2 separate regions of the Mus musculus genome follow, and region 1 is linked to region 2. Evidence: chromatin contacts called from ENCODE Hi-C or POLR2A ChIA-PET data. All regions are on one chromosome and are shown on one strand. Each heading gives the region's core, a stretch centred on a gene start or an enhancer-like site at or near the end of the contact. The rest is flanking DNA. Distances are from core to core; before and after follow the strand shown. Region 1 has its middle 39 kb from the start of Ahnak. Region 2 holds the start of Ahnak (AHNAK nucleoprotein (desmoyokin)).

The links. Hi-C counts contacts between places; a loop is a spot of excess contacts on that map. ChIA-PET counts read pairs that join two places held with the same protein, here RNA polymerase II (POLR2A).
Region 1: a loop to region 2 is called in a map of gastrocnemius, with 2.0 times the contacts of the local background. The contact joins the enhancer-like site here to the promoter of Ahnak in region 2. A Hi-C loop is called at or near these places in 7 of 37 maps with a recorded cell type or tissue (gastrocnemius, heart and left cerebral cortex). POLR2A ChIA-PET finds 5 or more read pairs at or near these places in 4 of 5 experiments (Patski and embryonic stem cell).

What each region holds. Positions count from the first base shown.
Region 1 is chr19:9,026,005-9,030,809 of GRCm38, forward strand. It overlaps a transcript of Ahnak not described here. Among named protein-coding and RNA genes, the nearest start is that of Ahnak, 39 kb to the left of the region's middle. Within about 2 kb of position 2,023, at least 2 of the 3 ENCODE cell types and tissues checked have a DNase peak (open chromatin) inside an H3K27ac peak, as active enhancers do; they include gastrocnemius and heart, where a contact is called at or near this core.
Region 2 is chr19:8,987,189-8,991,469 of GRCm38, forward strand. It overlaps Ahnak (AHNAK nucleoprotein (desmoyokin)), which reads left to right and starts at 2,096. Exons shown (of 5, transcript NM_009643.2): 1 at 2,096-2,241.

The sequences.
Region 1 (4,805 bases), core at 773-3,272, 39 kb after region 2:
ACAGGTTGATGGTCTGCAAACACTGTTCTGCTCAATCTGGGGCCCTAGGAGGTTGAACCTTGTGTCTAGGGGAGGGCCTGAAAATGAGAGGTACTTCCACACAGGGATTGGGAGAAGGGAAGGGCTGCTTCCAAGTGTTTCCCCGTCTATCTCTGCACCTGCCATGCCTGCTCGACTCCGGTTTGAGAATCATCCAACAGCCTATAGTATGATCAGAGATTTCCACACTCCCCAAGTGGGATGGGGCAGTTCAGCCCACCCAAGCCCAGGGTAAGAACTCAGGACACCTAGAGCTCTTTAATCACAGATTAGAGCCTAGAAGGAAACAAGTCAAAATCCAAGAAGAAGCCTGGGCAAAGTGGATTAGTCAGGGCCAGGATGATTGGATGAGCCTGAGAAATGTAAAGGGTGTGGACGAGGAAGACTAGGAAAAAGAGGAAGAAGGGCTGGGGTGTGACTCAATGGTCTAGTAAGTGCAAAACGTTGTCTTTATTCGTTACTACGCAGACAGCCCCAAAGGGTGGCTGTTCATAGGGTTTGAGCCCTGCCTTTCTGGGTGCCCCAAATAAATGTACCCTAAGAAAACAGAGTACTGTAACATCAAGGCAAAATTTTTGCTCTGACCCCAAATCAAATGATCTGACACCCCCGCCCCCTACCCCAATTCACCAATTCAGCTGTTAGTGTCCAGGAAACAAGGGATCCCAGTCTCTGGGAGTAATTGTAGCCACTTTCAGCCAACCAGCCAATCCTGGAACTAATCCAAGTTCTGCCACAGTTCCTAGGCAGATTTTTATCTATTTAGACCAGGCTGGTGTGAAGTAATGAGCCAGGCTGATGGCCAAACAAGACTGGGCATATGATACTGGGCAATCACAGAAAAAAGACCAGCAGAGACCAGCTGGAAGCTGCTGTACGTGGGTCACATGTTGCCTCTGGGGCCTACCCCTTACCCGGTGGGACCTTCATTTCTAAAATGCGGCATCAGCCCCAACTCTCTGCTTTATACAGACTTTGCCTAAAAGATGACTTTGTATATGACGGCATCTTAGGTTTGCACTTTTGAATGCTGGTATTTAAAAGAGGGCTGGGGACATGGTTTGGTACTTAAGCTCTTGCTCTCGTACGTGAGGACTTGAGTTCTGGTGTCCAGAATTGAGGCGAAAGGTGGGCATGGTATTCTGGTCTGTAACCCTATCACTGGGAGATGGGGTGGGGATAGAGAGCTCCCAGAGCTCTCTGGCCTGACAGTCTAGCCCATTGGTGAGCCAGATCAAGTAAAAGAACAGGTGGACAATGATAGAGAAAGACAGGTGACTTTGGCCTCTGGCCTTCACATGCATGGGCATAGTCTTGTACACACATACACACACGTGCACATGCATAAACATGCACACAGATACAAGTACACACAAGTAATAATAAAAACAGGACTTGTGTGTGTGGGCTGGGAATGTAGCAAGTCCTGGACTTGCCATATCATAAGCCTGGTGTGGTGGCACACAACTGAAACCCCAGAACTCAGGAGGTGGACCCAGGAGAATCTAAACAGAACTCAGGAGGTGGACCCAGGAGAATGGAGGAGGTGGACCCAGGAGAATCTAAAGTTCAAGGTCATCCTCCCATTGACGGCTTTATTCCAGGACAGCCTGGGCTACACAAGAAGTCACCCTCCTGGTGACTATTTAAGGTCCATCCATCCATCCATCTCCTGGAATCTGGCAGCCCTTACTGAGCTGTAGTCACATGGGACTGCAGTGTGGGGCACTTGGTACCCTCCCCGAGGAAGGAGCTTCAGCTTAAAGCTCACTACTCCTGTCCACCCAAAGTGGAAGGCTTTGATTTTTTTTTTCAGCCATGCAGTATAGCCTGCTCTGTGTGTTTTTTCCTGTGTGTGCCGTCTCTTCCAGGATACACAGCTGCCAGGCAGCCGGTGCTCTGTCCCCTTGCTCAGGCAGCCAGGCCGTGGGGAGGACTGGAATGTGAAAAGCCAGGGAGAAGAATGACAGTGCATTTTCTATTTGCAAGCCTGCGAGTCTGGCTCGCCACTTGAATTTCAAGTGGGCCCTTCAGGCAGATAGGGATGTCAGGTGAGAGAGTGGAGGCAGCCAATCTGAATTGTCTAAATTCCTAGAAAATAAATTCTAGGAATTTAGCTGTAGGAGTAAGGTGGGTCAGGTAGGGCAAATTCACTGTAGGGGGTGGGGGCCTGGTGTGGGTAGGCTTCCACTTTTTTTTTCCTGTTTGCACACCATATTTTCCTTCAAACTATTTTCCTATTGAATCTAATAGACAAGCTTTGAACTAAGGTTTTTATTTTTTCTTTAACTGAGCTGCAGATCTCTTTTAGAGGAAAAAAAAAAAGCCACTCCCTTTAACCACTGTTTTTGGTTACTGCTCTTTGTTTGGAGTAATTACTACCCTTAAAAGTGGGAAATTACAGATTACAGATTATCAGAAGGAAATAAGTGCTTTGGATTAGCCAGACTCTTGCCCCTGGATGGCCATTCCAGGCCTTGCCAGTCTCCCAGGTACAAAGCCCTGTACTACATGTTCTGCAAACACTCCCTTTCCTTGTTTCCAGAGAGGAAACGGTTGGATCCTGTGTGTCACTTGTCAGGTTCTTGTTACATAACCATGGAAAACCTTTGATAGGGTTTGCTGGTCACAGGAATGAGTACAGGGAACAACATGGGGTCGTGGCTTGTCTTTTATCCACTGTGCCCTGACAGCGGATTGAACTTGGAGTGTATTTTCTAGCACTGATTTAATATTCACTAGAAAGATTTATAAGTTGGATGGGGTGGTGTCTTAGGGTTTCTATTCCTGCACAAACATCATGACCAAGAGGCAAGTTGGCGAGGAAAGGGTTTATCTGGCTTACACTTCCATACTGCTGTTCATCACCAAGGAAGTCAGGACTGGGACTCAAGCAGGTCAGGAAGCAGGAGCTGATGCAGAGGCCATGGAGGGATATTCCTTACTGGCTTGTTTCCCCTGGCTTGCTCAGCCTGCTCTCTTATAGAACCCAAGACTACCAGCCCAGAGATGGTCCCACCCACAAGGGGCCTTTCCCCCTTGATCACTAATTGAGAAAATGCCTTACAGTTGGATCTCATGGAGGCATTTCCCCAACTGAAGCTCCTTTCTCTGTGATAACTCCAGCCTGTGTCAAGTTGACACAAACTAGCCAGTAGAGGTAGGGTGGCTGGAGAGAGAACTTAGTGGCTAAGAGTGACTCCGGATCTTTGGGAGGACCAAAGTTTGATTCGCAGCACCTACATTGGGTAGCTGACATTCATTTGCTACTCCAGCTCCAGGGGATCTGACTTTCTCTTCTGGCCTCCTTGGGTATCTGAACTCATGTGGCATATACTCACAGATACACATACCCATTTAAAAACAATCTTTGTGGGGTAGGGTGGCACATACCTTTGATTCCAGCTGATTAATCAGGAAGCAGAGGCAGGTGGATCTCTGAGAGTCTGCGGGCAATCAGAGCTACACAGCGAGTTCCAGGACAGCCAGCGCCACATAGTGATACCCCGTCTCAAAAACCAAAACAAAAAATTTGGATGAGAATGCTGTGGTGGGACGGCCTGACTGTTGGTTTACGCAGAGAGGGAAGCCTCGTGGAGGTACCTCAGCTTGCCCATACCTCATCAAGACCTGGGGAACCCTTGACCCCCAGGCTCCTCTCTACTGTTTACTGCAATGGTTGTCAGTTTCTGCGAGGTCATGATTGGCCTTGCCAGTCACTCTCAGCAGCCCTCTGGCTTTGATGCAGCCTTCTCTTTTCTCACCCTTGGGTTTTAGCCTAAGGGGCATTTCCTCCTGGAAGCCTGCCTGGAATCCTCTCTCTTTCCCAACTATTCTATGCTCTCATTACTTTAGTTTTCTGGTCTCAATGCTACTTACATTTAGTTATCAGTGAGAGACTGCTTGTCAGTCTCTCTCCGGAATTAGACTGTCAACCCTGTGAGGGAGGGATGCTGTATTCTTATTTATTATTTTATTTCAGGCATAATGCCAGGCACCTGGCATGTGGCACCCAGCACTTGGCAGAAATTCTGTAGGTCACAATGGCCCTGTCTTATCACTGCATACAGTTCCCATCAGCAATAGGGACACCTGTTTTCCTTCTGTCTTTTGCTGGGTAGTCTCAGTGCATTTTCCAAAATTCAGGGTGAGAGCAAACATAAATAAACAGAAGATGAACAACAAACCCAGGGCTGTTTTTATTCTTATTTTTATTCTTCTTCTCTGAGCTATTGTTGAGGTTTCTGCAGGCCAGCCGCTTCCCTTGAGCTGTTAGGGTGTGAATTCAGCTGTGGTCAGGGATGGTCTGCAGACTGTTGGTGGCATTCCCCAGGTCTGCACCATTCCAGCTTCCAGAATGACATATGGGTAGACAGGAGGTCAGGCAGAGCTTGGAGACACAGAAAGTGAAGACCTAAACTCTGAGAATGGTGGGCTACTGGTAGCTGCTGTGGGGGGAGTGGAAGAGTATTCCGTCAGTAAGGTTCCAAACAAGAGGCAGGCACCTGGCATGTTAGTCATGGCTCAGTCAGTGAAGTGTGGCTGTGATTATTATGTTGCCCTTCAGTTGTTTTCATTTTCATTAAATATATATTGTATACTTATATATTGCAGAGAGAGAGAAGAGAGAGAGAAGAGAGAGAGAAGAGAGAGAGAAGAGGGAGAGAGAGGGAGAGAGAGAGAGAGAAGAGAGAGAGAGAGAGAGAGAGAGAGAGAGAGAGAGAGAGAGAGAGAGAGGCCGTGGTGGTGCATGCCTTTAGTTCCAG
Region 2 (4,281 bases), core at 846-3,345:
GCTGTCCTGGAACTCACTCTGTAGACCAGGCTGGCCTTGAACTCAGAAATCTGCCTGCCTCTGCCTCCCCAGTTCTGAGATTAAAGGCGTGCGCCACCATGCCCCGTGAAATAAAATGTCTTGATATGGTGAAGACTTGTAATCTCAGCATTTGAGAGGCTAAGGCAGAATTGTTGTCATTTGAGGACAACCAAACCTATATCGTGAATTCCAGAACAGCCTGGGTTACACTGTAAGACCCTGGTTCAGTAAATCAGGACTGTGGGCTAGGGGATGACTTGTTCAGGTAGTTGCCACCAAACCTCATGACCTCTTTGATCCCAGTGGAAAGAGAGAAGAGACCCTCACAAGTCCCATGGCCTCCACATGATCATGCACACTAAGTAAAAGGAAAAAAAAAACATGACTGGCTCTTGAGTTTTATTTTTTGAAATGTGTTTTGGCCTGATCCTCACTTGGTATCTCTGGGTGGCCTGGAACTTACTGAGTTCACCGTAGGGAGTGTGCTGGGAAGGGAGTAGATTTGGAGGGGGGGGGCTGTTAAGCCAATTGACAGTGTGTTTGTGATGTCTAGTGGGTTTGAGGAGGGGCAGAGAAAGAGAGAGAGAGAGAGAGAGAGAGAGAGAGAGGAATGTTAGTAGCCAAGTCTCTGCTTTGCCTGTCTTTACATGTCCATGCCTGTCTGAATTTCTACCTACATTTCTCTCCACCCTGGTGTGTCCATTACATCTGTGTCTGTTCTCTGTCACTCCCTTCTGTTGTCTCCCTCCCCCCATCGCCTGTACCCTGTGTGGTAACTGGACCTGGACACAGCCCCCAGGGCTGGCAGCAGACTTGGCTGATATTTTTAGCCTGCAAACATGTTTGCCATTTCAGAGGACAGGGCAGGGCTGGTCTCAGCCCCAGCCCACTCATGATCTTGGAGCGAAGGTGCTCCTGCCTCAGGCCAAGGTCTCAGTTCTCCAGCTTGAGGCCTCTTGGGGCATTTGGGAAGGAAGGGAAACTGGAGTGGGCAGCTGGGTAGCCACCTGCCAGAGAGGGTAGAACTCAATAGGGAAGGAGAAAAAGGGAGGTGCGGAGGGGGGATGCAGCCAGAACATCTCTGCAACCCCATCATTAAGCATTTAATAAAATCCACATAGAGTTAGAAGTGGCTGTGGGAAATGGCTGTAAATTGGGGAGCGGAGCAACTTGCAAATGGAAATATGGGGGAGGAGCTGTGAGAGGCGCAGAAGGCCTGGGAATGCAAAGAAAGTGCTGGATCTTGGGTTCCTCAAGCTTACTGGGGCATAGTGGTTCATGCCTTTAGTCCCAGGGTGGCAGAGGCAGGGGAATCTGTAAGGCTGTCAGTTCTAGCCAGTTCTGTGATGGCCGGGCTACACAGTCTGTGCTCCCTCCCCCAAATAAAATACCCAAAAGGCATGGGGGACAGAGTTTACAGGAGAGAGTGAGTTGTTCCATGGTGCGTCCAACAGCTGCAGGCCTGACTGGTGTCGCTGCAATGAAGAACAGCACCGTGGTGTGGTGCATAGGTGACTCCATTCCTAGGGGTCGGATCTAAGTCTTAGAGTCAGTGTGTTTTGTAGAAGAGGAGAGAGCCTGAAGGCGAGGAACGGGGCGAGGCTGCAAGAAGCCTGGGAACTGGGAGAGGAGGCTGGGGCCTGGGATTAATGTATCTGAGCTTGAGAGAAAGCTCAAAGGTCTGTGTGGAGGCTGGAGGTCGAGGTTGAATCATCTGAGCTTCTTGGCTCTTCTGCAGACTAGGTTGACTCTGGATTCCGACTGTGAATCTGTGCCCCTGCGTGCTTCCAGGAATTTCTTGCCGGTGAACACACACACACTGTTTAAAATGGGGTGGGAAGATCCAGAGCCGGGACAGGAGCAATAGATGGGATAGGGGAGGGGAAAAGGCGACGCCTCCTCGTCCCTGAGCCCCCTCAACCTTCTCCCTTCACCGGCCCATTCCAGGGTGGCTTCAGTGTTAGTCGTGCTCTCGGGTCCTTGCCCTATTCGGGCCCCGCCCGGCCCCGCCCTCTCCCCACAGCTCCGGGCAGACCCGCCCGAGTTACAAGAGCCGCCTCCGCGCACGGGGGCCCGGCCACTTGGAGCAGCTCTGCCGCGGGGACTGCACTGTCCGCCCTGCCAGACCCGCCCCGACTGGGGCTCGCCGTCGCCAGCAGTCAGCACTGCGACCTCGGGCCCTTCGCCGGCTATGGCTGCGTCCTGGGGCTGAGCCCGCAGGTAGGGAAGCGGAGCGCTGGGCGGTAAGGTGTGGGGCCAGGGTTCGGGCGACCAGGGGAGAGAGGGACTCGGACAAGGTGCATTTGCGGTAGTGTCACTACGAGGGTTCCGACTGTTGGGAGCAAACCTGGCCGCTTGCGGCCGCCGGGGCAGGCGACGCGTCACGCTTCGGGAGTAAAGCTCTTTCTCCGGAGTTGGGGCCAAGTTTAACTAAGTTAGAAAATCGCTTCGAAGTGTGCTTTGCTGCGCTTTTAGTTTTTTCCCGCGGATGTATTGTCGTTCCAACTGCAGTGCAGGGCGTTCCTGATCTGGTGGTCCCTGACCGATTCCATCTCTTTGGGGCGGCGGCTCAGAGCGCTACTTGGTTCCTATACCATGTTTACTGGAGAAGTTTCCAAGAGCCCCATCGCCCCTCCCGCGCCCCTGCACCGCGTGCCCCCTCTGCTGTCTTTCGCGGCTCCCCACACCTCCATCTCGAACTTCGCGTCCGGATTCCCCTCGGCCCCACCCTGCTCTGTACCACCAGCCTCTCCCTTTCTGGCTCCTAGCGGCGACTTTAACAGCTCCCCTTCAACTGCCCCGCCCTAGTCTTGCCCCTCTGTGTTTCCAGATCCAGAAAACTCCCTTCTTTCTCCAGGGCGTCGGAGCCTGGAAGTTTGCAGCGTGCCTCCCTGTGGGATGGGTGGGAGTGGGAGGGGGGGTGGGGGACATAATTAGGGAGATTCCTGCGCTGGGTGGGCGGGGAGGGGGCTGTGCAATCGACACAGTCCCCAGAACCTCCCTTGCTCCTTCTAGGGGCGGTGCTTTCTCCCCACCCCACCCCACTCCCAAACTCGTCCGGGCGGGATGGCCCCCGCCCCAGCGCCTGGCTGGATTCCAGCAGCCTGAGGAATGTAGTGGTTGGAGCCGGTGACTAATTCAAACCAGAATTCGGGGGTGGGGGTGGGGGTGAGGGGCAAAGCGGAGGGGGAAAGAGGCCGTGTGTAGGCGGTGGGGGCCGGAGCGCAGGGCGTAGGTGAAGGACTTCCCTGCTCTCCTTTGGAACCCTTCACTTTTGCAGTGCGCGCCAGCGGAGAGGGCGGGGGGCAAGATCCTACTGTGGGGTTGGAAAGGCAACATGCTTAGGGTGTGTGCAGAGAGCTGTGTTATGTAAGGCTTTCCCATGCAGGGAGGGGATGTGCAGTGTGCGGGAGCCTGGGCCTCCTCTGGCTGGAGCCCCTTTCAGTGCCGAGGCAGATTTGGGGGACGCAGAACCTTGGTGGCGTTGGGTTGACATCAGGGCTAGCTGTACATGGCGATGAGCACTGAAGACTCTTGGGGTGACCCGGGGATATCCTACAAGTCAAATGGAGTGGAGCCTTGACAACGTAGTGTCCCTGGTATGTGTGTGTGTGTGTGTGTGTGTGTGTGTGTGTGTGTGTGTGTGCTTGCCTGCTCACTCTATTGTCACTTCTGCACAATGTGACCACAGAAGATTGTGCGCATGATGTCTGGGTTGGCACCCTGGTTTGGCAGGGTGTGGCCCTAGGCTGTCTCTGAGGACACACGTGTCCAGGGGTACTTGTCTCAATGTCCCTGTTCTGTGGAGGGGATTTGCAGAAAAGCTTCTGGAGGTAGTTGGGGGGATGGGGGTGGGGGATCCTTGGAAAGTGACCTGGAATTCCCAGGAGAAAAAGGACTCCCAACAAATGGTTTTGAAACAGTTTGCCCTTAAACTTTAGCAATGGCAGGAACCATCTTACTGTACCTAACGTATACTAGATGGGATGAATTCACAAGATCCAATGATTCATGTCCTCATATCAATGATACTGTCCTCATAGGTGACTGGGAGAGGGGAGGGCACACAGGAAGATGCTATGGGCAATGTGGGCAATGTTTAGGGCCTCTCCCCACACTGAGAATGGCTTAGGTGAGTAGAACTGTTTTGGTCCTGCCCTATTAGGGAAGTCTCTGGGGGTAGGGTGGGTCTCTTTTCCTTTTCCCAAGCTGAATGAACTAGTAGCTTCCTTTTCTTGAAAAACTATGGGGGTGTGGGGG